Linked DNA regions of Homo sapiens: region 2 is linked to region 1. Evidence: read pairs that join two places in POLR2A ChIA-PET (ENCODE). Cell type or tissue: CD4-positive, alpha-beta T cell. All regions are shown on one strand. Links, peaks and the distances in the headings refer to the core of each region. The heading gives the core; the rest is flanking DNA.

What was found. Peaks named below come from ENCODE experiments on the same cell type or tissue, not always from the same donor. Only the 100,000 strongest peaks of a DNase experiment are listed, where the experiment ranks them.
Region 2: POLR2A ChIA-PET joins it to region 1 with 5 read pairs; 2 of 35 experiments call an interaction of 5 or more read pairs at or near these places.

The regions. Positions count from the first base shown.
Region 1 is chr13:99,350,153-99,353,068 of GRCh38, reverse strand. All of the region lies in intron 7 of UBAC2 (UBA domain containing 2), which reads right to left. It overlaps FKSG29 (a long non-coding RNA gene), which reads right to left and starts at 1,649. Exons shown (of 1, transcript NR_024013.1): 1 at 1,042-1,649. RefSeq lists an enhancer at 1,185-1,274. In CD4-positive, alpha-beta T cell, for the core only: no CTCF peak of the experiment used is centred there; DNase peaks (open chromatin) are centred at 568 and 1,088; H3K27ac peaks cover 2,500 bases.
Region 2 is chr13:99,541,301-99,544,216 of GRCh38, reverse strand. TM9SF2 (transmembrane 9 superfamily member 2) reads right to left here. Exons shown (of 17, transcript NM_004800.3): 9 at 2,550-2,658; 10 at 222-354. Among named protein-coding and RNA genes, the nearest start is that of LINC01039, 34 kb to the left of the region's middle. RefSeq lists an enhancer at 907-966 and a silencer at 1,317-1,386. In CD4-positive, alpha-beta T cell, for the core only: no CTCF peak of the experiment used is centred there; a DNase peak (open chromatin) is centred at 1,226; H3K4me3 peaks cover 794 bases; H3K27ac peaks cover 2,094 bases.

The DNA.
Region 1 (2,916 bases), core at 149-2,648:
TTCAAATCAAATTGCACCAAAAAGTGAAAGAGCATAGCCAAAAAGGAAAAGTGCTGAGGAGGGTGCCACGTGCCAGCTTGCTGTCTCTGAGGATGCTCGGGACACATGAGAATTCGCTCCCTTTGGATTCCTGGTGGACTCCTTTGCAACACACGTGCACTGCCCCTACCCCGGACACAGGGGTGGAGACGGAGGTAGAGAGTTTCCGACGGTGCTGCCTCCAGACACAATTTCTTGACTCTTCCTGACTGCACTACACATTTCTCCCAGAAGAGTGACCATCACATTTCACTGTAACTGACGCTTTCTACTCTAAGCTCAGGGAGAGGAGGGATCGTGCTGCCTTGGTCACTGTGGGACTCACCAGAGCCTGGCACTGCGTGTATTCTGCGGAATAGACGGTAATGAAAATGGTAGCACTGGTGAGGCCAAGAGGCAACAGGAAGCTTCCTAAGGAAGCTGGCCTGATGAAGGGGCAGTGACAGAAACTGGTCTGGTGGAGTGGCACTTGCACACATAAAGCTCTACTAGGCAGATCTTGCTATCTAAACCACAGAGGGAAAATCAACCATGCTGCAACATGCGTCAACCTCAGAAACGTGAAGCTCAGCGAAAGAAGCCAGTCATAAAGATCAGCTACATATGCTTCCATTTCTATAAAATGTCCAGAATAAGCAAGTCTACAGAGACAGAAAGTAGATTAAGTGGCTGCCTAGGACAGGGCGGATGGGAATGACTGCTAATGGGGCGCAGTTTCTTTTGGGGTGATGAAAAATGTTCTCAAATTACGGTATTTGTGCAATTAAAAAATACTAAAAACCACCGAACTGTACACTTCGAGGGGGTGAGTTATATGGTATGTGAATTCCATCAGCTGCTAAAAAATACATCAAGGACCAGTAAATACTTTTAAAACACTAAAAAAAGTTATTGAATTCAAAATACTTGATTAATGATAGGAACTCTCATGATTGACAGGGCAGATCTGCCTCCTGGTGCACATCTCAGATGATACCAAATGGCTGTTGCTGGGGGAGGATAAAGAGAGAAACAATTTTCACAGCCACAGAATGTTACCAAGTGAGGATGTGCAGCTAAACTCACTTTAACCAAATGCTGCGAAAGTAACTGAAAGCACGTGTGAGTATCGCTGAGCCACTCTGGGTGTCAGTAGCTTCTTTCCTTGCAGGCAAAACACAGAGGTGATAATCAACCAGTTAACACCGGGCAGCCCAATGAGATGAGGAGGCAGTTAAAAGAAGAGCACCAAGGACTCCTGGGCTTTGCTGCCAAATGTCCCACTTGGCTTGTACCAACAAGCAGGATTCATTCACACTGGGCTTCACCTTAGTTCTGCTTCTAAAATAGATGGAAATTTTACAGAAATGCCTAATGGAAAGTTTTATCCCCAAGTTTGTGTTGTGGTATATAACAGAATTCTCATCATCAGCCAACAGAGAGAGGATTGGCTCCCACAAATAACAGATGACCAGAACTAAGAGAGAATTCACATTTCCAGGTAAAAGGTTACTTTGAAAGCTGCTGGCTATATAACCTTCTACAGCAGGGACTGGCAAATATTTTTCTGTAAAGGGCCAGGTGGTAAACATTTTAGGTTTGGAAGATAAAGAGGCAAGAGATCAAAGATACTATGTAGTTACCTATATAACCATTTAAAATGTAAAACCTGTTCCTAGCTTCAGATTGTACAAAAACAGGTAGTTTGGCCCACAGGCCATCACCTGCTGACTGTTGCTCTAGAGGTTACAAGCTTTTACGAGTAATAACTATCAAGGTTGGCTCCTAAATTAGGACTCTCTCAAACTTCCTGAGAGCCACAAAAACAGATGCCCAATACTATGATAATAACTAATATCTGATAGAGCCTCTGGTACCTAAGGTAATTTTGTATAATTTTTTTTATCCCCAATGACAACAGTATTCTACAGATTGTGTATAGATGTCCCTGTCAACCCAGGATTGAGTCCCTAACTGCCCATTCTTGTTCTTTTCATTATATTACGCTGCTTTCTATTGTGAGCATGGCTCTGAAGAAAAACAACACTGTTTTCTTCCTTTCTACACTCACACACGACTCAACACAATATTCTGACACCAGATGTGCTGGGGGGCTTCATACCCCAAGCAGTGCTCCAGTGGACACCAGCAGGGTGTCCTATAATTTAACTCAATCCCCACACTGTCTCCCAGGAGATAACATCAGAGCCCACAGGTTAAGGGCCCACTCCCACAAGACTGCTCCCCTACTTCAGATGGCAATCGCCAGACCTAACCTGCGGTTCTAACCAACGTGCTATAAATGAGGGTTCCCGTGGTCCACTCCTTGGGTTCAGTTAATTTGCTAGGATGGCTCACAGAACTCAGGGAAACACTGACATCTACCCATTTATTAGAAAGGATATTGCAAGGGATACAGATGAACAGTCAGATGGAAGAGATGCACAGGGCAAGGCATGGGGCATGGCCCCTGCCCCTCTCTGGCACCCCCTGCACCCTGCTCCAGCACACATTCAGCAATCTGGAAGTTCTCTAAACCCTGTCCTTTGGGGGTTTTATGGAAGCTTCATTATGTAGATATAATTGATTATATCACTGGCCATTGGTGATCAACTCAACCCCTCTCCCTAATCACAGAGGTTGGGGGTGGGGCTGAAAGTCTCAACCCTCTAATCACTTATTAGTTCCCCTGGTAACCAGCCCCCATCTGAGGCTATCCAGGAGAGCCTGGACATCAGTCATCCATGTGAAAAGACACTTCTCACTGTGGGCGAAGGATTACCTAGGTGCCGAGGTAAGAAACTGAAGGCACAACTGTTTCAGTATAAAAAAGAAAATAGAGTAAGAGTAGTCATAATACAAATTAGATATAGAGATGATCATGGACATTATCAATCA
Region 2 (2,916 bases), core at 121-2,620, 190 kb before region 1:
GCCACCATGCCCAGTTTTTGTATTTTTAGTAGAAAGACGGGGTTTCACTATATTGGCCAGTCTGGTCTCAAACTCCTGACCTTGTCATCCACCCGCCTTGGCCTCCCAAAGTGCTAGGATTACAGGCATGAGCCACCATGCCCGGCCAGAAAAACTGGTTTTTAAGCAATTACTGTATTTAGAAAGTATTTTCTACTTGAAAATTTTCAGTTAACACTTACATAGAGTCACAAAGGTCATAATTAAAATCTGTGTCCCGGATCCTAGAAAGACTGATAGCAGCATCCCTTTTCTTGGAGGACGGAATATATCACCATGAACAAGTTTCCAGCCAAATTCTTCCTGGGCATCTTCCTAAAAGGGGAATGAAATCAGTTCGATTGTCTCATGGTATCAACAAGACAACTATAGACAGTTTGTTCACTGTTGAATATGCTGTTACAGAAAACAGGTTTTTTTTAAACTTAAAAATGTTAGTACCTATTTCAATTTTGAAGAATACAGCTTGACTCATGGAGCTTAATATGGCTTTGCTGAACTGTCTTATATGTCAGTTTCTTAAATTTATGACATTAAGGTCTACAAATATACTTATTGAGAAACTTTACAAAGACAATGTGATTGCTACCTAATTCTACTCTAAGTCAAGCTTTGTGATCTGACTTGATGACGATTTTTAGTCACATTCTATCCTCTTCATCCTACTCTTAATGATCTCCACAATAAGCAAATGGCATTAGCTCTCATATTCTAGCTACTTTGCTAATACAGTAAGCATGGATGTAAACATTCATTGAGCACCAACTATAAGCTCGGCTCTGTTTAAAACACCAGATACCACAGTGAGTGTAACAGAAAAATTCCTACTCTCAGGAGTACATGATCTCATTGGGAAGGCAGACAATAAACAAAATAAGTCAGGAAAGTATACTGTACATTAGATGGTAATAAGCGCTGTACAGAAAAACAGGATGTATGGGTGTGTGCAGGACAGGATGTAACATATGTGATGGCTGGGAGGGGTTCAATGGGAAGATCACATTTTGTAAAGATCGGAGGGAGGTAAGGGAACTAGCCATGTAAATGAGGGGCAGACCTTCTTAGCAGATAAAACAGTGAGCTTCGTGAAGGCTCTGAGGTGGAAACCTATGTCTGCCTGGTCTGAGGAACAGCAAGGTAGCCGGCACAGGTGCAGCAGAGTGCTGAGGTAACGTGGGGCCTTAGAAGCCACTGTAAAGCCTCTGACTCTTGCTCTGACTGAACAGAAGTCCCTGGAGGGCCGTGCTCAAGAGTGAAATGATCTGACTTCTGTTTGAGCAGTTTCACTCTGACTGCTGTGCTAAGAGATGGGAAGTAGGACAGGGTTGTGGAAGCAGAGTCACCACTGGCCTGGTTCCACATGGCAACGCTGTGCAAATTAAGATAAAACTCCATTAACAGCAATTATGTGGAACAGCCAATTATAAACAGAGTATTTTAAAATCATTTTAATATTTAATAAGACATAAAATCAATAAAAATCATAGGAAAGAGACTATAGAGTACAAACGTTAAAAGCTTATGAATATTCATATATATTTTCCCCAATCAGAACAGGTCAGAGAGGTTGGGGGACAGGAGGCTGAAGAAGCTGGGGGAAGAGAATACAATAAAAACCTGAGTTTTTTGCATTCATTCCAAATTACTGTGATTCTTGTGAAAATTCTTTTATTATGCTGCCATGAAATGAAGAGTAGAAAATGTGTAACACTGTGCAACTTAAAAAGTTTGAGACTAAAGAGGCTGGAACATGCAATTATTTTAAATATATCAAAAGGTTGAAATGATACAAATTTGTTAAGATTAATTTTAAAAAATTAACCACACAAATAAAAATTGCTTAGGAGTTATTCCATTCAACTTTGTGGTTTCACAAACAGGTATGTGTCAGGGATGGAGAAACCTTACAGAGTTGTAACTGTGCACCTACACCCCACGCTGCACCAGTCCATTCCCACACAGGAGGCTGTGAACAGGTCAGCTCCCAAGGCTGTGCTGACTCCATTTCTATTTTTTTTTTTTTTTTTTGAGACAGAGTCTTGCTCTGTTGCCAGGCTGGAGTGCAGTGGCACGATCTTGGCTCACTGCAGCCTCCGCCTCCTGGGTTCAAGCAATTCTCCTGCCTCAGCCTCCCGAGGTAGCTGGGGCTACAGGTCCCCACCACCACACCCAGCTAATTTTTGTGTTTTTAGGAGAGATGGGGTTTCACCATGTTGGTCAGGCTGGTCTTGAACTCCTGACCTCAGGTGATCCGCCCACCCCGGCCTCCCAAAGTGCTGGGATTACAGGTGTGAGCCACCGCGCCCAGCCAAGAATATTAATTCTTAAGTATCACTTTCTTATTTGAAAATGTGAATTCAAGATAACTTTTGAGAAGAATTTTTTTGTTTTTGTTTTTGTTTTTTGAAGAATGTTTTAAAAGCAGATTCTAAAGCTATTATTTTACCTTTTTGCAAAATAACAATAAACAGTGTCCTTGGCAGACTAAAGACTAAAATGTTTCCACTTACCGTAGAGTCCATCTGATTATATCTAGCAATATCTTTGTGCAGTGTCCGTAACATAATCATAGCTACCATTCCAGATAAGAAGAGAACAATGACCAGGGAATTCATAATGCTGTAGAAATAAGCACATCATGAGTAATCTGTAGCTTAATCCTAGGAACAGTAAAACTCTTTTAAAAACTGTTTATTGAGTAACATTAAAACAGTCTTGATCAAAATCAAAATGAAAGCTATCTGAAATCCAACAAATTCAATGAACTGTGTTCTTTCATGTTTCCCTCCAGTAGATAAATAACATTATATACTTATCATAATACAGTTTCATAGTCTGTTTAGAACTAGAATTTTTTGGTACATGGTCAATATTATG